Linked DNA regions of Homo sapiens: all the other regions are linked to region 1. A link is a contact called in ENCODE Hi-C or POLR2A ChIA-PET data. All regions are on one chromosome and are shown on one strand. Each heading gives the region's core, a stretch centred on a gene start or an enhancer-like site at or near the end of the contact. The rest is flanking DNA. Distances are from core to core; before and after follow the strand shown. Region 1 holds the start of GRWD1 (glutamate rich WD repeat containing 1). Region 2 holds the start of NUCB1 (nucleobindin 1). Region 3 overlaps BCAT2 (branched chain amino acid transaminase 2). Region 4 holds the start of PLA2G4C (phospholipase A2 group IVC).

Region 1 (7,722 bases), core at 1,693-4,192:
ACCGCCGTCGGGCCGCCACTCTGCCGCTTGGCCTTCGAGGACGAGAGCCCGCCGGCGCCCGCGCGGTGGCCGCGCTCGGACCCCGAGAGCCAACCCCTGCTGGGGCCAGGCGCGGGCGGCGCGGGGGGCACGGGGGGCGCAGGCGGAGGAGCCCCGGCCGCTCCGCCCCCGTGCCGCGCCGCGCCGCCCCCGTGCCCTTACCTCGATCTCGAGCCGTCGCCGTCGGACTCGGAGGACTCGGAGAGCCTGGGCGGCGCGTCGCTGGGCGGCCTGGAGCCCTGGTGGTTCGCCGACTTCCCTTACCCGTATGCCGAGCGCCTCGGGCCGCCGCCCGGCCGCTACTGGTCGGTCGACAAGCTCGGGGGCTGGCGCGCCGGGAGCTGGGACTACCTGCCCCCGCGCAGCGGTCCGGCCGCCTGGCACTGTCGGCACTGCGCCAGCCTGGAGCTGCTGCCGCCGCCGCGCCATCTCAGCTGCTCGCACGATGGCCTGGACGGCGGCTGGTGGGCGCCACCGCCTCCACCCTGGGCCGCCGGGCCCCTGCCCCGACGCCGGGCCCGCTGCGGGTGCCCGCGGTCGCACCCGCACCGCCCGCGGGCCTCGCACCGCACGCCCGCCGCCGCCGCGCCCCACCACCACAGGCACCGGCGCGCCGCTGGGGGCTGGGACCTCCCGCCGCCCGCGCCCACCTCGCGCTCGCTCGAGGACCTCAGCTCGTGCCCTCGCGCCGCCCCTGCGCGCAGGCTTACCGGGCCCTCCCGCCACGCTCGCAGGTGTCCGCACGCCGCGCACTGGGGGCCGCCGCTGCCCACAGCTTCCCACCGGAGACACCGGGGCGGGGACCTGGGCACCCGCAGGGGCTCGGCGCACTTCTCTAGCCTCGAGTCCGAGGTATGACGCGGCCCCGGGGGCCCCACCGCCCCCTTGGTCAGCGCAGGCCACGGCCCGAGGGGGCGCCCGCAGTGGACAGGACCCGCGTGGGTTGGGAAGGAAAGCAGTGGAACTGGCCGGACCCCGCCTGGAGCAGCGTCCTGCGCCCCCTGGTTCTGGAGGAACCGCAAGCCGGAGAGGATTTGGTCCCTCAACTATCACCCAGCCTGAGAACGAGGGGGCGGGGGCCTTGGAGCCCACCGGACTTTTTTTTAAACCCGACAAGGGCTTTTTAACGTCACCAGATGGGGCGGGAGGTGGGGGGTTCACGCCACTCCCGCGTCCCACCTCCACGCCCGGGGCCGTGGCCCCCACATCACTGTGCAGCTCCCCGGCCCCAGCCGCGCCTCCGGGGAAGCCCGTTTTTAACCTTTCATCCATTGGGACTCAAAACTGTGAGACGCGTTCGCCAAACTGTGACCCCAGACCTTGGCCCCGCCACACAGAAACCCCTGACCCAGACTGTGACATCCGACTCCTAAAATGGTCATCCGACTCCAGACTGTGACCCCTGACCCCAAACTGTGACCCGAACCCCAGACTGTGCCCCGACCAGACTGTGACCCTTGACATCAAACCGTGACACCCCCTCCTCCTCTTCCACCCTCGGTCGCTTTTCCCTACTCTGACCTAGGACACGTCCCCAACGGAAGCCCCGCCTTCCCTTGCACCGCGATGAACCCAACCTCCCTGAAGCCAAAACTTCCCACCCTGCCGCACCTCCGGACCACCCCACTTGCCACCAAGCACATCCTCTCCAAATCCAACCCTTATTTGCGACCCTTCAGTGATGACCCAGCAGACCTCCAAAAAGCCTCCTCTGCCCAGATCTCCAGCCGGGTCTGGGGCTGGGTTGCGGAGGGGAGGGTCTGGGAGTCCACACTTCTCCACCAACTTCCCTTCCCACTCTCTTATTCCACATTGCAGTGTTTGGAATAAACCATGTTTTTATGCCTCCTCAGTCCAAGCCTAAGCTCCGTATCTGTTAGCCCCCCTCAAATTCTCTGGAGGAAACAGAAACACAAAAGTCCCACAGGGGAAGAGGAGACAGAATTAGAGAGAGAACAGAGACTCTGAAAGGAGGTGCCTGGGGAGACAAAGACCAAGAAAGAGGAGGTGGGAAGAGACCCTGAAAAGAAAGTCGAGAGGGTACTGGGGCAGATAAGAGACCCCAAGAGAGTGGTGAGATAGATCCCGGAGACAAAACATATTAAGATCAAAGGTATGGTTTTATTTCCTATGGCTATAGGTACCAAGGCTTGCTACATTCTCAATATCCTGTTCATGCAAGCTAGGAGAGTGTCTGACATATCCCAGCCAATCCGCATTATCTTGAATGCTGTTAATCTCACCAATGAGAATCTATTTCTAACATTTCATTATGTCAATTAGCCAAACCGCTGGTGCTGATGGGCGATAAAGAGAGACGAAGCACTTGTAATAGCTGCCTCCAGAGGGTGGACTTTCTGATTAAGTGCTCGCTGACCAGAGCTGAAATGTGAATGTCTGGTTAGGCAATTGACTGCCCCTAGAGGGTAGATTGAACCGCCTAACTTACAGATAATATCCATCCTGTCTACAAGAAAGCATTTTTGAAACAAATGAAAGCCATCACAACAGAGAGAGGAAAAGAAACCGGCCTTATGGGTCCTCGGGGAGTAGAAACTCAGTCTCCTTGCCAGTGAAAGAGCAAATTTGCATATATGAATAATTAATTAACTGGAAAGAACGCTCTCGGAATCAAACTGGACAATGGGGAAAACAAGCCTCCCGTAGAACTACAACTCCCAGAAGGCCTTGCCACTACCGCGAGGAACAGCGCCCAAAGTCACGCGAAGATGCAGTTTCTCCGTATCCGCAGGCTTCTTTCGCTGGCGCCATTACCTGAGTTCTCCTCCAGCGTTTCCGCACCCTCTCCGATTAGCGGTCCCAGGAGTTTCCAAGGTAACCGCGCAGTAGGGCGGATCTCATTAGGCGGAAAGCGAAACCCGGAAGTGACGCTCTTACCGGGTGTCAGCAGCGAGAGGGTTCGAAGATGGCGGCGCGCAAGGGTCGGCGGCGCACGTGTGAAACCGGGGAACCCATGGAAGCCGAGTCCGGCGACACAAGTTCCGAGGGCCCGGCCCAGGTCTACCTGCCCGGCCGGGGGCCGCCGCTACGCGAAGGGGAGGAGCTGGTCATGGACGAGGAGGCCTATGTGCTCTACCACCGAGCGCAGACTGGTAGGGCTGAGTCCGGACTCCAGGGTCCTGAGGTGGCTGATCCCGAGCCTTTAACCTGAGAGGTGCTCGGGAAGAGAAGGCTGGGGTCTAAGAGAAGTGATTTCATACCGGAGGCGGTTGATCCATGAGGGAGGTGGGGACTGAGCTCTTACTGTCCCGTCTTAACTCGTAAACCCCGCCTTCCATCCCCAGGCGCCCCCTGTCTCAGCTTTGACATAGTCCGGGATCACCTGGGAGACAACCGGACAGAGCTTCCTCTTACACTTTACTTGTGTGCTGGGACCCAGGCTGAGAGCGCCCAGAGCAACAGGTAAGACCCGAGGCTTTTCCAGGACCAGGAGGCTCAGTTTCCAGCCCCTTCCTCAGCACCCAGGAGTTAGGGCTTCCAGTTTCTGCCTCTCGCAGATCCAGGAGTCTGGGTTTCCAGCCTCTCTCCTTCCTAAGAATCCTGGAATCTAGTGCCTAACTCACCCCACAATTTCTCCCAGACTGATGATGCTTCGGATGCACAATCTGCATGGGACAAAGCCCCCACCCTCAGAGGGCAGTGATGAAGAAGAAGAGGAGGAAGATGAAGAGGATGAAGAAGAGCGGAAACCTCAGCTGGAGCTGGCCATGGTGCCCCACTATGGTGGCATCAACCGAGTTCGGGTAAGTATGGTCCCAGGAGCCTGCTCTGCATACTCTGAAACACATCTGACCCATCCCCTGTGTCCATAACTCCCAACACCTCCTCATGTTCTTTTTTTTTTTTTTTTTTTTGAGACGTAGTCTCGCTCTGTCACCCAGGCTGGAGTGCAGTGGCGCAGCCTCGGCTCACTGCAACCTCTGCCTCCCAAAGTGCTGGGATTACAAGCGTGAGCCACCGTGCCTGGCCCATTTTTTTTTTTTTTTTTTTTGAGATGGAGTCTCGCTCTGTTGTCCAGGCTGGAGTGCAGTGGTGCGATCTTGGCTCACTGCAACCTCCCCTTCCCAGGTTCAAGGGATTCTCCTGCCTCAGCCTCCCAAGTAGCTGGGGCTATAGGCGCCTGCCACCAGGCCCTTCTAATTTTTTGTTTTTTGGTTTTTTTTTGAGATGAAGTCTTGCTCTGTCGCTTAGACTGGAGGGCAATGGCATGATCTCAGCTCACTGCAACCTCTGCCTCCCAGGTTCAAGCGATTCTCCTGCCTCAGCCAAGTAGCTGAGATTACAGGTGCGCGCCACCACGCCCGGCTAATTTTTGTATTCTTAGTAGGGACGGGGTTTCACAATGTTGATCAGGCTGGTGGTGAACTCCTGACCTCGTGATCCGCCTGCCTCGGCTTCCCAAAGTGCTGAGATTACAGGCGTGAGCCACCGCATCTGGCCAATTTTTTGTATTTTTAGTAGAGACAAGGTTTCGCCTTGTTGGCTAGGCTGGTCTCAAACTCCTGACCTCGAGTGATTGATCCGCACGCCTCGGGCACCCAAAGTCATGGGATTACAAGCGTGAGCCACCACACCCGGCCTCCTTCAGTTTTTAGAAAAGTACTTGTCACATAGTTTTATACAATTTAGCTATTATGATCAGTGTCATTACATGTTAGGTACTGTTTTAGATTATGAGGATATGGTTTATGTTCTTCACTTTTCTCTTTGGTAACATAGTGAGTTATAGAACTTATCTGATGGGGCTGGCATGAGGTCAAATGAAATAACATATAGTGCCTAGAATAGCACCTGGTTGTAATATGAGGTATGTATTTTCTGTTACTATTCAGGAACTGTTTTTGGTTGTGGCTGTTTGTTTTGTTTTTGAGTCATGGTTTCACTCCCATTGCCCAGGCTGGAGTGCAGTGGCGTGATCTTGGCTCACTGCAACCTCTGCCTCCCAGGTTCAAGTGATTCTCCTGCCTCAGCCTCCCGAGTAGCTGGGATCACAAGTGCACACCACCATGCCCAGTAATTTTTGTATTTTTAGTAGAAATGGAGTCTCATTATGTTGGCCAGGCTGGTCTTGAACTCCTGAGCTCAAGTGATCTGCCCACCTTCGCCCCCAAAATGCTGGGATTATAGGCATGAGGCACTGTGTCCAGCCTGTTTATTTGTTTTTTGCTTCAAAGCTAAAACATCTTCTGATCAGGTAGACTTGTAAGTACAATGATACGGTATATGAAGAGCACTTAGAGCAGTACTTGGCTGATAGCTGGGGCTGTCTGTTTCCATGAAATTATTTTTACTATGTTTCAGTACTGTTCTAGATGCAGAGGATTTAGCAGCAAGCAAAAGGTCTCTGGCTCCATCAACTTACACACTAGTGGGGGAAGGGAACGAGATGAAACTAAGTAAATGTGTACCATGTCCAAAGGTGTTAACTATCCTGGAAAAAATCCAATGAAGTAGGGGAAGAGGGTTAGGGTGCTCCAGGAGTGGGGTGCTATTTTTAAACAGTGTGGTTAGGAAAGTATTCTGTCATAAAATGCCATTTGCATAGATACTCACAGGTAGTGGGGCAGTGAACCCTGTAAAAGAATTTGCAGGCAAGGAAAAACACAAGTTCAAAGGCCCTGGGGTGAGCTTGGCATGTTTGAAGAGTTTCAAGTGAAGCGGGAGTGTCCAGTCTGTCTGGAGCAGAATGAACAAAAGGGAGAATGACACAATTTGGGGAGCGGGCACAGAGAAGACATTGTTCAGAGCCTTGTCGGCCACTGTAAGGACTCCAGCTTTTAATTGGGAGACGTTGGAGGGTTTCAGGCAGAGGAAAGACAGGGTCTGACTTCTGTTTTAAAGTGGTCCCTCTGGCTGCTGTCCTTAAATATCAATTGCAGAGAGGTAAGGGTCGGAGGAAAGAATCCTGTGGGGAGACTTACGGTATTCAGGGGAAGGATGACATCAGTAGTAGTGTGACAGCAATAGACATCATGAGAAGGGGGTTGGAAGTGAGCTTTTTTTTTTAGATGAGACAGAGTCTCGCTTTTGTCGCCCAGGCCGGAGCGCAATGGTGCGATCTCGGCTCACTGCAACCTCTGACTCCTGGGTTCAAGCGATTCTCCTGCCTCAGCCTCCTAAGTAGCTGGGATTACAGCCACCCACCAGCACGCCCGACTAATTTTTGCATTTTTAGTAGAGGCGGGGTTTCATCATGTTGGCCAGGGTGGTCTCGCTCCTGACCTCAGGCAGTCTGCCCTCCTCGGCCTCCCAAAGTGCTGGGATTACAGGTGCGAGCCACCGCGCCTGGCCCTGGAAGTGAGCATTTTTACTGTAGTCAGCATAGGTGCTGGGCATGAGGACCAAGAATGAGTTCTGAATTTTGGGGCCTGAGGTGGAGAGAGAGCAGTTGCAGGTGGCAATTAGGAGCTTGGCTTTGGTTGTATCAAGTTTGAATGGTCAGGCTGGCACAGTGGCTGATGCCTGTAATCCCAGCACTTTGGAAAGCTGATGCAGAAGGATCGCTTGAGACCAGGAGTTCCAGACCAGCCTGGGCAATAAAGTGAGACCCTGTCTCTACAAAAAAATTTTAAAAGCCAGATGTGATGGTGCTTACCCATAGTCCCAACTACTTGGGAGGCTGAGGTGAGAGGATCACTTGAGCCCAGGAGGTTGAGGCTGCAGTGAGCCATTATGGCATCACTGCACTCCGTCCTGGGCAACAGAGCGGGACCCTGTCTCAAAAACAAAAAAGTTTGAACGGTCAATGCAGTAAGAGTCTGGAGCCCAGGGGAGAGGTCAGGGCTAGGGGTATTGGAAACCTCGTGGCTGGACTGGGTCTCCTAGTGAACAAACACAGAGGCAAGGAGATCCGAGGACTGAGTCTTGTGGCCTTCTAGCATTTAGAGGGTTACCGAGACCAGGAGCCTGAACACCCTCCCAAGGGCTGGTGGGAATTGCAGCCTCAACTCCCAGGCATCCTGGGGCTCTATCCTCCCACCTCAGCTCCCCCACCCACTCCCACCCCCTGTGGAGAGCTGTCCCAGTTACCATGCTGGTTTTTGCAGGTTGTGATTTTCTTCCCACAGAGGTTTCAAGGAGCTGTAGTCCCAGGCCTGGGAGATCTGAGGAAGCGCACTTCTGGTTCTCTGGGATATGGGGAGCGTGGGGTCAGTGCCTTGATCCTCCTCTCCCCTCGCTTCACATCACCCTTCCCCCACCGCTCTTCTGCAGGTGTCATGGCTGGGTGAAGAGCCTGTGGCTGGGGTGTGGTCAGAGAAGGGCCAGGTGGAGGTGTTTGCGCTGCGGCGGCTTCTGCAGGTGGTGGAGGAGCCCCAGGCCCTGGCAGCCTTCCTCCGGGATGAGCAGGCCCAAATGAAGCCCATCTTCTCCTTCGCTGGACACATGGGCGAGGGCTTTGCCCTTGACTGGTCCCCCCGGGTGACCGGTGAGTCCCTGGGGTGTTCAGGAGTCCCGGGAGGTCGGGGGAGCAGGGTCTGCAACAAGGGGCCGGGCGCTTAGACTCCAAGGAGGGGAGCGAGCTGCGGCCAGGTGGGGCGAGGTCATTTCCTGACTCCCTTCCCCAGGTCGCCTGCTGACCGGTGACTGTCAAAAGAACATCCACCTCTGGACACCTACGGACGGCGGCTCCTGGCACGTGGACCAGCGGCCATTCGTGGGCCA
Region 2 (3,023 bases), core at 165-2,664, 450 kb after region 1:
CGGGGTCAGGAGATCTAGACCATCCTGGCTAACATGGTGAATCCCCGTCTCTACTAAAAAAAAATATATATATATACACAAAAAAATTAGCCGGGCGTTGTGGCGGGCGGGCGCCTGTAGTCCCAGCTACTCGGGAGGCTGAGGCAGGAGAATGGCGTGAACCCGGGAGGCGGAGCTCGCAGTGAGCTGAGATCGCGCCACTGCACTCCAGCCTGTGTGACAGAGGTAGACACCGTCTCAAAAAAAAAAAAAAAAAGAGAGAGAGAGAGCGGGAGACCAGAGACCTCGCGGCCTCACTGTACACATCTCGCTTACAAGAAACTTAAAAGAGGCGGGGCGCAGTGGCTCACGCCTGTAATCCCAGCACTTTGGGAGGCGGAGACGGGGAGGCAAGATTGCTTGAGTCCAGGAGATCCAGATCCAGACCAGCAACACAGAGATTTTTTTTTTTTTTTGAGACGTAGTCTCACTCTGTCGCCCAGGCTGGAGTGCAGTGGCGCGATCTCGGCTCACTGCAACCTCCGCCTCCCGGGTTTAAGAGATTGTCCTGCCTCAGCTTCCTGAGTAGCTGGGATTACAGGCATGCGCAACCACGCCTGGCTAATTTGTATTTTTAGTGGAGGCGAGGTTTCTCCATGTTGGCCAGGCTGGTCTCAAACCCTTGACCTCAGGTGATCTGCCTGCCTCAGCCTCCCAAAGTGCTGGGATTACAGGAGTGAACCCCCAAGCCCGGCTTGACATCCGTCTCTTTAAAAAACAACAACAACAAAGTGTGAGAAGTGTGAAAGACAGAACGTTAAAAAAAAAAAAAGGCTAAAAAAGAATTAAAGATTTAAATATTTGTATTAAAAATTTAAAAAATATACATTAGCCAGGCATGGTAGTGTGGCCTGTGGTCCCATCTACTTGGGAGGCTGACGCGGGAGGATTGCTTGGGCCTGGGAGGTAGAGGCTGCAGTGAGAAGTGATTGCGCCACTGCACTCCAACCTGGGTGACAGAGCAAACCCTGTCTCGAATAATAAGAAGAAGAAGAAAGAAACTCATAAGAAAGGCTATGCAATTGCTACCGCGCTATAACTTCCAGGCACTTCGTGGGGCGAAAATAAATGGGAAAACTACAGCTCCCATGAGGCGAAGGGGCCACGATGCCCGCGGAAGTTATTTTTCCCCCGGCCGGCAGGGAGTTGTAGTTATCTTTGAAAGCCTTCTCTCTCTTTTGGCATAGGCGGGAAATGTGGCGTCAAGAGGCTGGGATTCCGAGAAAGAAGCGAGGCTTTCACGAAAATGCGAGCGGCTTCGGCAAGGGGCGGGGCCGCTGGACGTGGATGAAAGCTACAGAGCCAGCGTGGACCAATCAGACCTCTTTGGGGCGGGGCCTCTGTGGATAAGTGGGCGTGGTCTAGGGGGGAAGTCACCAAGAACGCACCGGAGGTCCTTGCCCGCCCTGGAAAACGCCCTCTGCGGTGAAGGAGAGGTGAGAGGCCAGGGTTCCCATACTCTTGGGTCCTAGGGAGGATGGGGGCCAGAGGGCTGGAAAACTGGGTCCCGGAGGAGGATGCACTGGGTGCCAGTACTTTAGGTCCTGGGAAAAGAGGAGGCTGGGACCCTGGACTCTTGGGTCTGGGGGAGGAGGCGGCCGAGATCCCGGATTCCTGAGTGTGAGAGAGGAGCGTGTTGGGAGCCAGGACCCCTGGGTCTGAGGGCCCAGACTCCTGTGTCGGAGGAAGGGAAGGCCGGAGGCCTGGAATCCTGGGGCCTGGGTAACAAAATGCTTGTGTCTTGATTCTTGGAAGTGGGGGCGGCGCTGGGGGCCCGAACTCCTGGTTCCAGGGGAGGAAGAGGCTTGGGACAGACATTATGCATTATCCAGCCCTCCATCCCCCACAGACCACACTGCCATGCCTCCCTCTGGGCCCCGAGGAACCCTCCTTCTGTTGCCGCTGCTGCTGCTGCTCCTGCTTCGCGCCGTGCTGGCTGTCCCCCTGGAGCGAGGGGCGCCCAACAAGGAGGAGACCCCTGCGACTGAGAGTCCCGTGAGTGGCCCTGCCCTGCTATCCAGCCAGGTGTTTGCAGTGGTACTACAGCTCCTGCAGACCCCGGTGCCCGTAGGGCGGATGCTCCAGTGACTTCCTGGCCCTACAGTTGTAGCTTGTTTTTTGCCCACCATTCCTCCCAGCAGCAGGGGTTTGACTTGGTGAAAAACTGGAGGTCCCTGACTCTGAGGTGTGGAAAATCTGCATCACGCCCCAACTAAACGTCTGTTTTTTTAAGATTCTCTCCACCCAAGAAGGAATTTGAAAACAAACAAACAAAACTACATTTCCCAGTAGCACCATGTTGCTAGTTCCCAGTAGCAGTTGATGTTGGCTAGCTGGGGTATTCTGACTTCATGGTGCTCTTGGGAGTTGTAGTTTAAATTACAGAAGGGCGGGTGAACTGCTTGTTTATTAATTCCTACATGTGTTTATCAAACCCAATAAAAGCTTTGGTCTTAAGGGATTTGGAACTTTGGAGATCCTGAAGGTCAGTGAGTGTCTTGTGGTCCGAATCTTCCTATAGCTCCCCATAAGGATAGGCTGGTCAGGCCAGGCGCAGTGGCTCATGCCTGTAATCCTAGCACTTTGGGAGGCCGAGACAGGCGGATCACTTGAGGTCAGGAGTTCAAGACCAGCCTGGCCAACATGGCAAAACCCCATCTCTACCAAAAATGCAGAAATTAGCTGGGCGTGGTGGCTCACGCCTATAATCCCAGCTACTCTGGGAGGCTGAGGCACGAATTCTCGTGCTGGAACCAAGAGAGGTGGAGGTTGCAGTGAGCCAAGGTCACGCCATTGCACTCCAGCCTGGGCAACAGAGCTGAGACTCTGTTTTCTGAGACTGTCTCAAAAAACAAAGAATGGGCTAGTCATTACCCCCTGGAACGGATCATTGCATGTTCCTGGTCCCCACGCTGCAAGTTAGGCCTCTATTCTGTGAAATCCTTGCAGACCCAGGAAGGCTTTGTTGAGTCCCATTTCTTTTC
Region 3 (7,722 bases), core at 3,266-5,765, 350 kb after region 1:
TAGTCCTAGCTACTCGGGAGGCTGAGACAGGACAATTGCTTGAACCCAGGAGGCAGAGGTTGCAGTGAGCCAAGATCATGCCTCTGCACTCCAGCTTGGTGACAGAGCAAGACTCGGTCTTAATAATAATAATAATAATTGATTACATTGTACCTGCTCTAGAAAAGAAAAAAGAAAAAAAAATCATTGATGATAGTCTCTTAGGCTGGGGGTGGTGGCTCGTGCCTGTAACCTCAACACTGGGAGACCAAGGTGGAAGGATCGTTTGAGATCAGCCTAGTGGGACCTTGTCTCTACAAAAAATAAAAAATAATAAAATTAGGCTCAGTGCAGTGGCTCATGACTGTAATCCCAGCACTTTGGGAGGATAAGATGGGCGGATCACTTGAGCGTAGGAGTTTGAGACCAGCCTGGGCATTATATTGAGACCTTGTCTCTACAAAAATAAAAATAAAAAATTAGGCAGGCATAGTGGCACATGCCTGTGATTCCAGCTGCTTGGGAGGCTGAGGTGAGAGAATTGTTTGAGTCTGGGAGGTCGAGGCTGCAGTGATTACTGCAGTACACTGAATGCGTCACTGTACTCCAGCCTATAGATATACATGTGTGTATATATATATGTAGGGGTGACGCTTGTGAATTCTTTTTTAATTTTATTATTTTTATTTTCTTTTTGAGATAGAGTCTTGCTCTGTCACACTGGCTGGAGTGCAGTGGCACGATCTCATCTCATTACAACCTCTGCCTCCTGGGTTCAAGTGGTTCTCCTGCCTCAGCCTTCCAAGTAGCTGGGATTACAGGCATGCGCCATGATGCCTGGCGATTTTCTGTATTTTTATTTCATTTATGTATTTATTTAGAGATGGAGTTTTGCTCTTGTTGCCCAGGCTGGAGTGCAATGGCGTGATCTCGGCTCACTGCAACCTCTGCCTCCCGGATTCAAACAATTCTCCTGTCTTAGACTCCCGAGTAGCTGGGATTACAGGCATGCGCCACCACGCCCGGATAATTTTTGTATTTTTAGTAGAGATGGGGTTTCACCACGTTGGCTAGGCTGGTCTCGATCTCCTGATCTCGGCTTCCCAAAGTGCTGGGATTACAGGCGTGAGCCACCTCACCCAGTCTATTTTTTGTATTTTTAGTAGAGACAGTGTTTCCACATGTTGGCCAAGCTGGTCTGGAACCCCTGACCTCAGGTGACGAGCCTGCCTTGGCCTCCCAAAGTGCTAGGATTACAGGCATGAGCCACCAAGCCCAGCCTTAATTTTATTTTAAGTTCTGGGGTACATGTGCAGGACATGCAGGTTTGTTACATGGGTAAACGTGTGCCATGGTGGTTTGCTGCACCTGTTAACCCATCACCTGGTATTAAGCCCCGCATCCATTAGCTATTTATCCTGATGCTTTCCCTCCCCACCACCCTGCAACAGGCCCCAGTGTATGTTGTTCCCCTCCCCGTGTCCTTGTGTTCTCATTGTTCAGCTCCCACTTATAAATGAGAACATGCGGTGTTTGGTTGGTTTTCTTTTTTTCTTTTTTTTTTTTTTTAGATGGAGTCTCGCTCTGTCACCCAGGCTGGAGTGCAGTGGCACGATCTCGGCTCACTGCAAGCTCCACCTCTCAGGTTCACACCATTCTCCTGCCTCAGCCTCCCGAGTAGCTGGGACTACAGGCGCCCACCACCATGCCCGGTTAATTTTTTTTTTTGTATTTTTAGTAGAGACAGGGTTTCACCATGGTAGCCAGGATGGTCTTGATCTCCTGACCTCGTGATCCACCTGCCTCAGCCTCCCAAAGTGCTGGGAGTACAGGTGTGAGCCACCGCGCCCGGCTTCTTTATTTTTTTGAGAGAGGGTCTCACTCTGTCACCCAGGCTGGAGTGTAGTGGTGTGATCTTGGCTCACTGCAACCTCCATTTCCCAGATTCAAGCAATTCTTGTGCCTCAGCCTCCCGAGTAACTGAGAGTACAGGTGTGTGCCACCATGCCTGGCTCATTTTCATATTTTTAGTAGAAATGGGGTTTCACCATGTTGGCCAGGCTGGTCTCGAACTCCAGACCTCAAGTGATCTGCCCACCTCGGCCTCCGAAAGTGCTGGGATTATAGGCGTGAGCCACTGTGCTCAGACCGGTGTTTGGTTTTCTGTTCCTGTGTTAGTTTGCTGAGGACAAAAAAATATGGAATGCTTTGCGAATTTGTGTGTCATCCTCGCACAGGGGCCATCCTAGTCTTCTCTGTATCATTCCAATTTTAGTATATGTGCTGCCGAAGTGAGCACATGGATTGTTTTATCAAGGGAAGAAAGCTTCCCAGAGGCCTCCAGGCAAGTTTCCCTTAGGATCCCCTTGGCCTCTAACCTTTCCTTGAGGGATCATTGACAATGGGAAATGAGAGGATGTGGTAATGGGTCTGCTGACGCCGTAAAAAACTGGACTTTCAGTGTCAACGCCGATGGCTGCTGGATAGGCCACAGATCATGTTTGCCAGAATAGTCCCACAGGGTGTCCCTCCAGCAAATTGGATCAAGGAGATTAAGCACCACACCTGAGGTCACACAGCCAGCCGATAACCAAGGCAGTCTGTGAATTCGAATCTGCAAGAGGATGTGCCTCGTCCATCCGAATGCCTGGCTTTCTCTACACCTCCACATAACAATTATAATATGAAAAGGTATATGTGGGCCAGGTTGGGTAGCTCATGCCTATCATCCCAGCATGTTGAGAGGCCGAGGCAGGTGGATCACCTGAGGTCAGCAGTTTGAGACCAGCCTGGCCAACATGGCAAAACTCCCATCTTTACTAAAAATACAAAAATTAGCTGGGCATGGTAGTGCACGCCTGTAGTCCCAGCTACTGGGGAGGCTGAGGCAGGACAATCGCTTGAACCCAGGAGGCAGAGGTTGCAGTGAGTCGAGATCATGCCACTGCACTCCAGCCTGAGCGACAGAGCGAGACTCTGTCTCAAGAAAAAAATAAAATAAAGTGTGTGTGTGTGTCTGTGTGTGTGTGTGTGTGTGTGTGTGTGTGTTGGAGTGCAGTGGCATGATCTCTGCTCACTGCAACCTCTGCCTCCTAGGTTCAAGCGATTCTCCTGCCTCAGCCTCTCAAGTAGATGGGATTACAGGCACCCTCCACCACGTCCAGCTGGTTTTTTTGTATTTTTAGTAGAGATGGGGTTTCACCATGTTGGCCAGGCTGCTCTTGAACTCCTGACTTCAGGTGATCCGCCCACCTTGGCCTCCCAAAGTGCTGGGATTACGGGCATGAGCCACAGTGCCTGGCCTTTTTTTCAAGACAGTCTTGCTCTGTCACCCAGGCTGGAGTGTAGTGGCACAATCACAGCTCACTGCAGCCTCAACCTCCCGGGCTCAGGCAATCCTCCCACCTCAGCCTCTGGAGTAGCTGGGACTATACTCACATGCCACCTCACCTGGTTAATTTTCTGTATTTTCTGTACAGATGGGATCTCACTGTGTTGCCCAGCCTGGTCTCAAGCAATCCTCCCGCCTCAGCCTCCCACAGTGCTGGAATTGCAGGTGGGAGTCACCATACCCAGTCTAAACTCTTCCACGTTTAATCCCTCCAGCAGGTGAGAGTATCGTGCCTCACTCCACACCCACTAGGGTCCCGTGACTACAGTCCTGGCTGAGGGCACTGGGCCACGTCTGGGTGTAGAAAAGACCCTTTGGGCCAGGTAGCAGACTGCAGGCTGGAACAAGGGTGCCAGTAGAAGACAGCAGCTGAGCTGAGGCCAGGGCCTAGGGGACAAAGAGGCGGGGGAACGGACAGCAGAGTCGGGGGCAGGAGGAACAGGGATCGGGGCCTCGTGGGCTTTGAGAGAAAAGGATGCAGCACCTAGGGGTCCGGCCTAGAGACTGGGAGACGGGAAAGTAGGGGAGGAGCTGGTTGGTGGGGGGCAGATAGTAAGTTCAGTGCCGGAGACATGAAATGCTCCCCCAGGTTGGAGAAACCATCAGAACACTGGGGGCTCGGATGACTGAGTCCTTCAGAATAAAATGGGCTGAGGAAGCAGGATTCCTGGGTTAAAGCCCCAGAGTCACGTCACTGAAGAAGCCCGACAATGTGTGTTCTTTGGCATTTTATTTCAAAATTGCAGCAAAGACAGAGAAAAAAAAATCAACGGCAGCACCAGGGGTCTGGCCTGAGAACGGAGAGATCCGGAATCGGGGCCAAGGTGTATCCTTGACCGCACGACAAGGAGTAATGGGCGGACCTGAACCCGCGACGAGGGGCTGGGGGCCAAGATGCCTGGGTCGGCCCTTACGGCTTTGGGAGTGTCGCAACCACATGGGGGCGCCAGAGACCCAGACGCCGCCCGCTGGCCTTTTATTTCGTATTGCACTTCAGGTGAGTCATTGGTAGGGAGGCGAGTGCTGGCGTGACGAGATGCTACGGGTCGGTGGATCTGGAGCACAGCCTGCAGCTTCACACCGGGAACATCCACTCGTGGGCTCTGATTCCGTACTGCGGAACAACGGAGGCAGTGCGTGAGGTGGAAGCTGCACTACAACTCCCAGTAGGCCCTGGGGTGTTCCAGGCCGAGTGCCTACGGAGCTGTGCCCCAGCGGCTCACGGGAAATGTAGTCCACTTCCCAGAGGGCCCCAACAATGATGGGAACGGGGAATCAAGGCTAAGGCGGCGCAGAGGCTTCCGGGAGATGTAGTTCTGAAGACAGGAATTATGGCCAGGCCTCTAAGGCTCTTGGAAAAAGTCACTTTCAGCTCAGAAAGCCCAGATAGTCAGAGGATGTGTAGTTCTAGGTCCTGATGCACAAAAGTTTACAGAAATGTAGCTCTAGGTCTGGGAAAGGAGCCCAGAGATTCTTGGGAAAGAGATCTTGGCCCAGAAGATGGGAATACCCCCAGAGATTTATGGGATTAAACAGTCTGGTGCCAGAGAGGGGCCAAGGTCCAGAGGCTCATGGGAGGAAGCTTTCTCCGGCCAAAGGGATAGCCCAGGGCTCCAGGGAATCTTGGGAGGCCAACCTCTGAGATGGCCAGAGGGCTGGCTAAGGTCTCAGTGATTCATGGAAAGGGCCTTTCTCCCACCAGGGCACCCGGGGCAGCAGAGGATCACAGGGAGGGAGTTTCTCCCACCAGGGCACCCAGGGGCCTCAGAGGCCCACGGAGAGGGGGTTTCTCCTACCAGGGCACCCAGGAGCCGCAGAGGATCACAGGAAGGGGTTTCCAAAGCTGAAGACATATCCAGGGCTCCGGGAGCTCCCAGGAAAGGGTGATTTAGCCCCAAGGGGTTTTCCAGGCCACAGAGCAGCACAGAAAGCCCACTCTCCAGGGCCTCAATAAGAAAGGCCATTATCTGTTCCTGGTACTACTGAAGGAGGCTGGCTGTTAGTCCAGGGGCTCATGGGACACCAACTTCTCCAGGGAACAAGCTCCCAGCCCATTCCCCAGCTCCCTGCAGCTCACCTGGATCTCCTTCAGCTCCTTCTGGAAGCGGAGGATCAGCTCAGGCCCATTTTCCATGGTGGGAATGTGGAGGTTCTGGGACAGAAGGTGCGGTGAGGACCAAGCCCCTCCCCTCCTTCCCTCCCACCCACAATGGCAGCCCCGCCTCACCCTGTCTTTGTACAGGATTCGGTGCACTGGGCAGACCTGGCAAGCGGTGCCCGAGCCAAAGACTTCCCGCACGCGGCCCTCCTCCAGGGCCCGCAGCAACTGCTTCATGGTGATCGTGCGCTCCACCACCCGGAACTCACCCTGCAGGGCAGTTGGCAGAGACACGTGTCCCCAGAGGGTTGCCCTGCTGCAGACCTCCACCTCTCCCTCCCTGAGGATAGTGAGAAAGACAGAGGCCCAACGGGAGAGACAGACCCAGGAGAAGGGGCAGAGACATGCCAGTGTGCCCCAGTCCCAGCCCTCTGATGCCCTGGCCCCTGGCACATGGCGCCCATCACCAGAAGATGCCATGTCCTCACCCAGGTCTGAGCCATGTCCAGTAGACTCTGTCTGACCACTCCAGGCAGGATAACACCATTCAGCGGGGGCGTCACCAGCTCCAGCACTAGGGCAGGTGTAAGGGGTGGAAGATGTTACCTCTCACCCCCTAGCACCGCCGTCTTAAGAGCCACCCCCTTCCCCCATCCCAGAATCCCTGGGGCCTGTAACCTGCCAGGAATGATGGTGCCACCCACTTCCACCAGGGTTCGGGCTGGGTCATGGGTGGGCTTACCCCCATCTTCGTGGGTCCAGTAGACAAAGATGTTCATGGTTCCCACCTCGGTGAGCTGGTGGTCGGGCCCATACAGCCAGAGGACCTGTTCACAGCCCCGCTTGAGTGCCTCCTGTTGCACTAACACGGTGGGCCCATAATTCCTGGTGGAGGGCAGTCTGGTTGGGTGGGGCAAGGGAGCCCCATCCTTCCCCAGCCCAGCCCCAGAGGAGGCTCATCCTACTCTCTCCCGTCTCCCTGCTCACAGCTCTCACAGGGCTCCCCAGTTCCCCTGAGATGGAATCCTTGACTTTTCATTTGGCATCAGGACCCTAAATGGTTATGTCCCCTCTCTCCTGTCTCTTCCCACTTTTCTTTCTTTTCTTTTCTTTTTTTTTTAAGACGGAGTCTCGCTCTGTCACCCAGGCTGGAGTGCAGTGGTGCGATCTTGGCTCACTGCAACCTCCGCCTCCCAGGTTCAAGAGATTCTCCTGCCTCAGCCTCTCTTGACCTGGTGATCTGCCCGCCTCAGCCTCCCAAAGTGCTGGGATTACAGGCGTGAGCCACCGCGCCCAGCCCTCACCCATTTCATACTGACCAAATCCTCAGCTGTCATTCAAAACCATTTCTTTTTTTCTTTTTTTCTTTTTTTTTTTTTTGAGACAGAGTCTTGCTCTGTCGCCCAGGCTGAGGCTAGAGTGCAGTGGTGCGATCTCAGCTCACTGCAACCTCCGCCTCTCGGGTCCAAGCGATTCTCGTGCCTCAGCCTCCTGAGTAACTGGAGTAACTGGGGCATGCAGCACCATGTCCGGCTAATTTATATTCACATTTATATTTATATGCCCGCCTCAGCCCCCCAAAGTGCTGGGATTACAAGAGTGAGCCACAGCGCCCGGCCTTACTTTTTATATTTTTAGTAGAGACGGGGTTTCACCATGTTGGCCAGGCTGGTCTCAAACTCCTGACCTCAAGTGATCCGCCTACCTCGGCCTCCCAAAGTGCTGGGATTACAAGCGTGAGCTACCGCGCCTGGCTCCAAAACCGTTTCTGTTGTCACCTCCTCGAGAGGTGTTTCCAGACCTCCAGGCTGGGTGCTGGACCTTCCCTGGACTCCCCCAGTGAACTGGGCTACCTGGATGACTTTCTGAGTCTCTCTCCCAGAGATAGCCTCTCCCCTCAGCTGCTAACAAGCCTCCCATGGCTCCCCAGTGCCCCAGGACAAGACCCTAGCCTCCTTCCGGCATTCCAGGCCTGCCTGGGTCTAATGAATACTTGCTAAGCATTTTTCAAAACCCAAACTTATTTTTGTAACCTGAACATCTTCTGTGATCCTATTCCTTCTGTCCCTGTACACATGGTTCCCAGGACTGGAAACAGTTTGCTGACTTTTGTACCCAGGAAACCCCCTCCTCCCTCCTCGTCAGACCTAGTTGAAGGGTCGCCTCCTCTGCGAAACCTTTCTTTTTTTTTTTTGAGATGGAGTTTCGCTCTGTCGCCCAGGCTGGAGTGCAGTGGCGCGATCTCGGCTCACTG
Region 4 (7,722 bases), core at 1,737-4,236, 340 kb before region 1:
TTAAAGTCTTTGATCTTTCTGAAAAGAACATAAAAGAAATAATGACATAAGCTATCCTCTCTCTCTACGCCTTGGCTACCTAACATAGAAGGGCTCCCTGTCCAGTGGACACGTGACTCACATGACCTTATCAATCATTGGAGATGACTCACACTCCTTACTCTGCCCCTTATTATCCAATAAATAACAGCGCAGCCAGGCATTTGGGGCCACTATCGGTCTCTGCGTCTTGGTGGTAGTGGTCCCCCAGGCCCAGCTGTCTTTTCTTCTATCTCTTTGTCTTGTGTTTTTATTTCTACGATCTCTCGTCTCCGCACATGGGGAGAAAGACCCACAGACCCTGCAGGGCTGGTCCCTACAGTGGCGCAATCATAGCTCACTGCAGCCTCCAACTCTTGGGCTCAAGCAATCCTCCTGCCTTGGCCTCCTGGGTTGCTGGGACTACAGGCATGCACCACCACGTCTGGCAAAGTTTTAATTTTTTTGTAGAGATTGAGGTCTCACTATGTTGCCCAGGCTGGTCTCATTCTCCCGGGCTCATGCAATCCTCCTGCCTCAGCCTCCCAAGAAGTGGGGATTACAGGTGTTAGCTACCACACCCCACTAAAAAGCTGAGTTCTGTGTTTCACGACAGTGATATTATTTATAGAAGTAGCTGGGGAAGTTATAAATCATGCGACCCCTGGTTACGTGACTCTGGAGCACATATAGAAAAGGAAGCTAAGGGATGGCAGGTCATTCTTCAACCCACGACTGTTCTTTAGCAAAGTTCCAGCACCTTCATGATTCTAACCTTGTCTTATGAATGTGACTTCAGGCCAGGCACAGTGGCTCATGGCTGTAATCCCAGCACCTTAAGAGGCCGAGGTGGGAGGATCACTTGAGGTCAGGAGTTGGAGACCAGCCTGGCCAACATGGTGAAACCTTATCTCTACTAAAAGTACAAAAGTCACCTGGGCATGATGGCGGGCGCCTGTAATCCCAGCTACTCAGGAGGCTGAGGGAGGAGAATCACTTGAACTCAGGAGGTGGAGGTGCCAGTGAGCAGAGATCATGCCATTGCACTCCAGTCTGGGCAACAAGAGTGAAACTCTGTCTCAAAACTAAATAAATAAATAAAAAGTAAATGAATGTGGCTTCAATCTCTCAACAAGGACTGGGGGTCAGTTTTCTTTGTCTCAAAGTTTAACTATGAATTAAATTCCTCTCATGGTAATTTTGGCCTCTGCACTAGAATAAGAAAAAAAAATCTAGCCTGTGAGGTTAGAAACAAGATGGTCAGTCATGTTAGCTTTCTCTCATTACTTACATTTCTGCGAAGGCAGTTTCAAGACCCCCCTTATGAAATTAATCAGCTTCCCCCCACCACCTCCAAATTCATATGTTGGACTTGTAACCCCCAGAACCTCAGAATGTGACTGTATTTGGACATAGGATTCTTTTTCGTTGTTTGCTTTTTGAGACAGGGTCTTGCTTTGTCACCCAGGCTGGAGTGCAGTGGTGTGATCGTGGCTCACTGCAGCCTCAGCCTCCTGGGCTCAAGCGAGCCTCTCACCTCAGCCTCCCGAGTAGCTGGAAGTGCAGGTACATGCTACCATCTCCAGCTAAATTTTTTATGTTTTGTAGAGATCAGGTCTTGTTATGTCACCCAGGCTGGTCTTGAACTCCTAGGCTCAAGAGAGCTTTCCACCTTGGCTTCCCAAAACGCTGGGATTATAGGCATGAGTCATCGCACTCGGCCAGACATAGGCTCTTAAAGGGGTGACTAAGTTAAAGTGGGGTCCTGAGGGTGGCCTGGAATTTGGTTTGATTGGTTTATTTTATTTTATTTTTTTTTGAGATGGAGTCTCGCTTTGTGCCCTAGGCTGGAGTGCAGTGGCGCAGTCTCGGCTCACTGCAAGCTCCGCCTTCCGGGCTCACGCCATTCTCCTGCCTCAGCCTCCGGAGTAGCTGGGACTACAGGCGCCCGCCACCACGCCCAGCTAATTTTTTGTATTTTTAGTTGAGACGGGGTTTCACTGTGTTAGCCAGGATGATCTCGATCTCCTGACCTCAGGATCCGCCCGCCTCGTCTTCCCAAAGGGCTGGGATTACAGGCGTGAGCCACCGCGCCCAGCCTGATTGGTTTTATAAGGAGAGATTAGGGCCTCTGCAAGAGGCTTCAGGAGAAACCAACCCTGCCAACACCTTGATCTTGGACTTCTAGCTTCCAGAAGTGTTAGAAAATAAATTCCTAGCCGGGCGCGGTGGCTCACGCCTGTAATCCCAGCACTTTGGAAGGCCGAGTGGGGTGGATCACGAGTTCAGGAGTTTGAGACCAGCCTGGCCAACATGGTGAAACCCCATCTCTACTAAAAATACAAAAATTAGCCGGGTGTGGTGGTGTGCGCCTGTAATCCCAGCTACTCGGGAGGTTGAGGCAGGAGAATCGCTTGAACCCCGGAGGCGGAGCTTGCCGTGAGCCGAGATCGCGTCACTGCACTCCAGCCTAGGCGACAGAGCGAGATGCTGTCTCAAAAAAAAATAAATAAATAAATAAAATAAAATAAAATAAAAAAGAAAAAGAAATCCTGTTATTTAATTGCACCCAATCCCTGGTACTTGGTTATGGCCGCCCCAGCGGGATGAAACAGCCCTCCCTGCCCCCACGGCTTGCCTGAGCCTGGGTCTGGGGCGTGTGCGCATGCGCGGTGGAGCTTGTGCTCCGGAATCCGGTGCGGAGGCTTGGGCTCCCTGCGCTTAGCGGTGTAGTCGCTGGACAGCTCCTTCAGCCGGAATCTCCGCGGGTGAAGACTGCGGGGATCCTCGGTGCCAAAGCTTCTGTGGTCCTCCTGCTTTCCTTTTCCCCCTGTGGGAGGAGGTCGCGGGCTGGAGGTGTTTCCTCCTGGTCCTGAGCAGGGCCAACCTGGAGGTAAAATGGCCCCTGCGCCTTTAAACAGCCCTCCTCGGCTTGTAGGCCCTGCTTGGTTGCTCCAGCTTTTTCAGCTGTTCCAGAGCTCACCCGGAGCTATTTTCATCCGTGGGATCACGTGGAGGGCTGGGACTTTCCAGGCTTCCTTAGTGATGTCACCCTTCTGTCATTAGGCACCCGAGACCAGTATTCAAAAAAAGAATGTTGTCGTTATATAACTATATTGGAGATAAGTATTCCTCAAAACAGATTAGCTAATCCTCCTATGCATCTGGCTGTCTAATAACCATCATATATAATATCATACTCAAATACCCAGAAAAAGAAATATTGAGGCCAGGCGTGGTGGCTTACGCCTGTAATCCTAGCACTTTGGGAGGCTGAGGCAGGCGGATCATGTGAAGTCAGGAGTTCGAGACCAGCCTGGCCAACATGGTGAAACACCTTCTCTACTAAAAATACAAAAATTAGCTCGGTATGGTGGCGTGTGCCTGTAATCCCAGCTACTACTCGGGAGGCTGAGGCAGGTGCTTCATCCTGGGAGGTGGAGGTTGCAGTGAGCCAGATCCTTAGGGCCAACTCTGGTTCATTTAATGTCCATTTTTAGAAAACCTGTGAGCTCCATTCACAGTGAAGGTTTGAAGCCCAGAAGTGGCCTCCCAACAGGGTACCACATTTCCCAGCACCTTTGCAGCTAGGTGTGGTCATGTGAGCGAGTTATGTGGTCATGTGACCGAGTTCCAGTCAGTGCAATCGGGCATCTGTGGGGAGCACCGCTTCCAAGAGTGGCTCCTAGAAACCTCCCATACTACCCTCCTGCCTACTCTTCCTGAAGCCCAGCACTAAGCGTCATCCCAACTCGATGGGTTTTGAATTTTTTTTTTTTTTTTTTGAGATGGAGTCTTACTCTTTGTCGCCCAGGCTGGTGTGCAGTGGTGCAATCTCGGCTCACTGCAACCTCCGTCTCCTGGGTTCAAGCGATTCTCCTACCTCAGCCTCCCGAGTAGCTGGGAACATAGGCATCTGCCACCACGCCCGGCTAATTATTTTTGTATTTTTAGTAGAGACAGGGTTTCACCATGTTGGCCAGGCTGGCTCGAACTGCTGAACTCAAGTGATCCACCTGCCTCGGCTTCCCAAAGTGCTGGGATTACAGTTGCGAGCCACCGCACCCAGCTTGAATTCTTATTTTTTAAAAATAGATATGAGGCCATAATCCTAGCACTTTGGGAGGCCAAGGCAGGAGTATCACCAATTTTAGAACAGGATTTCACCAGGGGGAAGATGGTCTCCCCTGCTCCCCCTAACGCCAGGCTCACCTCTTCAGTGCCCGCAACTCCAACCATCGCAGGATCTTTTCACTCCTAGACCTGACCATGCCACTGCCCCGCCTGCGGGATAAGGTTCTACACCTCGCAGGAGCTCATGAGGCTCTCCACAGTATAGTTAGTAGTTATAGATGCAGGGTCAAGGAGCTGACAGCATGGACCAAACCCTGGCCCACCACTTCCTAGATAGTGGACCTAGGGAAGGTAACTTACATCCCTGTGCCCCTCAGTGTCCTCACCTGTTAAATGGGGAGAATAAAAGTACCTACCTGGTGGAGCCATCATGAGGGTCACTGAGGAGTGAGGATGACCCTGACTAGCTTCAGCAGAGGGACATGGCGGCCGTGTGTGGCAGATGTGTTCCTGGGGCCCTGCACTGGTGCAGGGAGGAAGAGCCAAGCCCAAAGGAACCATGGTCTCCACACAAAGCCAGTAATGTGGGGATCCCCTGACATACAACATTTACTTTTTTTTTTTGCCTTAAACATTTTATTTGAAATTGAAACACAAATGCACACTAATTTGCCAGTTCTTTAAGGCAGAGCTGTATCAGGAACTCTTAGCTATGAGAAACAAGTCTTTTTTTTTTTTTTTTTTTTTTTTGAGACGGAGTTTTGCTCTTGTTGCCCAGGCTGGAGTGCAATGGCTCGATCTCGGCTCACTGCAACCTCCTCCTCCCGGGTTCAAGCGATTCTCCTGCCTCAACCTCCTGAGTAGCTGGGAGTAACAGGCATGTGCCACTACGCCCGGCTAATTTTGTATTTTTAGTGGAGACGGGGTTTCTCCATGTTGGTCAGGCTGGTCTTGAACTCCCGACCTCAGGTGATCTGCCCGCCTCGGCCTCCCGAAGTGCTGGGATGACAGGCATGAGCCACTGTGCCCGGCTGAAAGCCATGTTTTAGAGTGGCATAATCGCCCTGGGGCTTATTCTTCCCCTACTCCCATGAACAAAAGCCCACAGTTAGGCAGCTGCTGCCCTAGGTTCGCCGGTTTAGGGTCGTCAGGAGAGTTTGTTACTCTTTTTCCTCATCATTACAAGGTGGTGACTTGGCTCCAGCCATCATCTCTAGTCAAGGCAGGAGGAGGGGAGGAGCTGCCACAACCAGGGCTGTCCTTTTTGGTCAGGAAAGATGTTTCTCCAGAAGTCCCCAGCAGCCCCTGTGCTTATGTCCCCTGGGTCTGCCCACACAGGGCTACAGGGCCACTGCTAGCCCCAAGGAGACTCGGAAGGCAATGTTGTCTTCTTGGGCTACAACAAATAGAAACAGAATGCCCAAGAGATTGTGTGCACAAGAGACCATGATGGAGACACAGGAAGAGAGACAGGGAGGCTGAGTCACAGTGACAGACAGCAAAGTAAGCCTGGCACAGACTTGCACGGCAGAGAGCAAAGCCTCGCAGATAGAGAAGGAAGGGGAGAGAGGGCGGGTGGGAGACAAGGGCAGAGGAACCTGATGAGAGAGAAGGGAAGGAGGGAGGGCAGATGTGAGAGGCAGAAACAGAGTGTGAGGGGCAGGGGACAGCTGGGAGCCCTGTGTCCCCCCTGCGGGAGTATCAGGACACCCTGACACTCTCATGCCCGGAAGCTCCTGTTCCACGCTGGGCCCCGGGGTTAGAGGCCTCCTGCTCTGGAAGACCCGAGCCTGGGCCCCGCTCCGCGTGCAGCCGTTTTCCCCAAGCCAGCCCCGTGGTGCCCAGGGCTGGGTGGGTGTTCCAGGCATCCTGCTTGCCTTGTCTGACCATTTCCCGATGGTTTTCCTCTAACATATCATCCCATGTGGGGTGGCTGCAATAATAACAGCCCCCATAGATATCCAGGTCTTAATCGCTGAAACCTTTGATGTGACCTATTTTTTTTTTTTTTTTGAGATGGAGTCTCGCTCTGTCGCCCAGGCTGGAATGCAGTGGCACGATCTCGGGTCACTGCAACCTGTCTCCCAGATTCAAGTGATCCTCCTGCCTCACCCCACTAGTAGCTGGGATTACAGGCACGCGCCACCATGCCCAGCTAATTTTTGTATTTTTAGTAGAGACGGGGTTTTGCCATGTTGGCCAGGCTGGTCTCGAACTCCTGACCTCAGGTGATCCACCTGCCTCAGCCTCCCAAAGTGCTGGGATTACATGCGTGAGCCACCGCGCCTGGCCCTTTTACATTTTTATTAATTTTATTAATAAAATTAGAGGAGATGAAGTCTGGCTGTGTTGGACAAGCTAGTCTTGAACTCCTGGCTTCAAGTGATCCTCCCACCTCAGCCTCCCCAAGTCCTCCCCAAGGCGTGAGCCACTGTGCCTGGCCTCTGTGAATGTGTGATCTTATGTGACTAAAGGGACTTTGGGATTGAGTTAGGATCCTGAAATGAGATTATCCTGGATCATCCAGGGGGCCCTAAATGTAACCACTTGAGTACTTGGAAGAGAGAAACAGAGATCTGATGGAGGAGAGGACGTGACCTGATGACCTCAGGAGAGAGATTTGCAGGTGCGATGCTGCTGGCTTTGAGGACGGAGGAAGAAGCCATGAGCCTAGGAACCAGGTGGCCTCTGGAAGCTGGAAAAAGGACACAGTTTCTCTCCTGGAGCTCCCAGAAGGAACCGGCCCTGCCACCACTTTGATGTTAGCCCAGTAAAACTGATTTTGAACTTCTGACCTCCGAAACTGTTTAGGGAATACATCTGTGTTATTTTAAGACACTGCATTTGTCTTCCTTAACAGGGCTCACGATGGTGCCTCCCTGTGGGATGGCTGGAAGGTTAAACAAGTTAAAAAATATATGTATGTAAAGATTTTAGACTACTGCTGTCCAATACAATTAAATAAAATATTTGGTATGGCTGGGTGTGGTGGCTCACGCCTGTAATCCCAGCACTTAGGGGGGCTGAGGAGGGTGGATCGCTTGAGGCCAAGAGTTCAAGATCAGCCTGGCCAACATGGCGAAACCCCATCTCTACTAAAAATACAAAAATTAGCCAGGCGTGGTGTCACATTCCTGTAATCCCAGCTACATGGGAGGCTGAGGCAAGAGAATCACTTGAACCCGGAAGGTGGAGGTTGCAGTGAGCTGAGATCTCATCATCGCACTCCAGCCTGGGCAACAGAGCGAGACTCTGTCTCAAAACAAAATCAAAACAAAACAAAACAAAACAAATTCGCATCCTCTGTCATGCTGGCCACCTGTCAAGGGCTCGGGCATTGCAGGTGGCCAGTGGCGGTCACACTGCACAGAGCAGATAGAGAAGACGCCCACCACTGCAGGCAGTTCCATGGCTGGCACTGGCTCTGGCAGTTCCTAGGCCATGGCTACATGGCTACATGCTATGCAGGTGACACCCATGACAGCTTTGCCCCCAGAGCCCAGCACAGACCCTGTCACAAAGTAGCTATCCAATAATTATTTATTGAAAGAAATGACGGGATGAATCCCAGACTCCGGAGTAAGCCACCCCCTCACACACACACCCCTCCCCTGACTCTCAAAATCCACA

Evidence for each region. A loop is a pair of places that touch in the nucleus more often than their neighbours do. ChIA-PET counts read pairs that join two places held with the same protein, here RNA polymerase II (POLR2A). Pooled maps may share reads with other maps.
Region 2: a pooled map shows a loop between it and region 1 (7-fold over the local background). The contact joins the promoter of NUCB1 here to the promoter of GRWD1 in region 1. A Hi-C loop is called at or near these places in 5 of 50 pooled maps. POLR2A ChIA-PET finds 5 or more read pairs at or near these places in 2 of 52 experiments (H1 and HEK293T).
Region 3: a pooled map shows a loop between it and region 1 (5-fold over the local background). The contact joins the enhancer-like site here to the promoter of GRWD1 in region 1. A Hi-C loop is called at or near these places in 5 of 50 pooled maps. POLR2A ChIA-PET finds 5 or more read pairs at or near these places in 2 of 52 experiments (H1 and activated T-cell).
Region 4: a loop to region 1 is called in a map of mammary epithelial cell, with 33 times the contacts of the local background. The contact joins the promoter of PLA2G4C here to the promoter of GRWD1 in region 1. A Hi-C loop is called at or near these places in 1 of 168 maps with a recorded cell type or tissue (mammary epithelial cell) and 2 of 50 pooled maps. POLR2A ChIA-PET finds 5 or more read pairs at or near these places in 4 of 52 experiments (Caco-2, activated B cell, activated CD4-positive, alpha-beta T cell and 1 more).

What each region holds. Positions count from the first base shown.
Region 1 is chr19:48,443,041-48,450,762 of GRCh38, forward strand. GRWD1 (glutamate rich WD repeat containing 1) reads left to right here and starts at 2,943. Exons shown (of 7, transcript NM_031485.4): 1 at 2,943-3,152; 2 at 3,345-3,462; 3 at 3,641-3,803; 4 at 7,273-7,486; 5 at 7,626-7,722. The coding sequence starts at 2,966. It overlaps GRIN2D (glutamate ionotropic receptor NMDA type subunit 2D), which reads left to right. Exons shown (of 14, transcript NM_000836.4): 14 at 1-1,891. The coding sequence ends at 897. RefSeq lists enhancers at 830-1,521, 2,694-2,773, 2,934-3,023.
Region 2 is chr19:48,898,898-48,901,920 of GRCh38, forward strand. It overlaps NUCB1 (nucleobindin 1), which reads left to right and starts at 1,415. Exons shown (of 13, transcript NM_006184.6): 1 at 1,415-1,475; 2 at 1,889-2,034. The coding sequence starts at 1,900. RefSeq lists an enhancer at 1-57 and a cis regulatory region at 1-591.
Region 3 is chr19:48,790,981-48,798,702 of GRCh38, forward strand. It overlaps BCAT2 (branched chain amino acid transaminase 2), which reads right to left. Exons shown (of 11, transcript NM_001190.4): 7 at 6,211-6,353; 8 at 5,957-6,042; 9 at 5,598-5,738; 10 at 5,448-5,522; 11 at 4,084-4,484. The coding sequence ends at 4,446. It also overlaps the pseudogene RNU6-317P. Among named protein-coding and RNA genes, the nearest start is that of BCAT2, 16 kb to the right of the region's middle. RefSeq lists enhancers at 2,520-3,020, 4,253-4,322, 4,363-4,542, 5,140-5,775, 7,588-7,722. Within about 2 kb of position 4,516, at least 36 of the 41 ENCODE cell types and tissues checked have a DNase peak (open chromatin) inside an H3K27ac peak, as active enhancers do.
Region 4 is chr19:48,107,831-48,115,552 of GRCh38, forward strand. It overlaps PLA2G4C (phospholipase A2 group IVC), which reads right to left and starts at 2,987. Exons shown (of 17, transcript NM_003706.3): 1 at 2,657-2,987. LIG1 (DNA ligase 1) reads right to left here. Exons shown (of 28, transcript NM_000234.3): 28 at 7,615-7,722. RefSeq lists an enhancer at 2,803-2,962.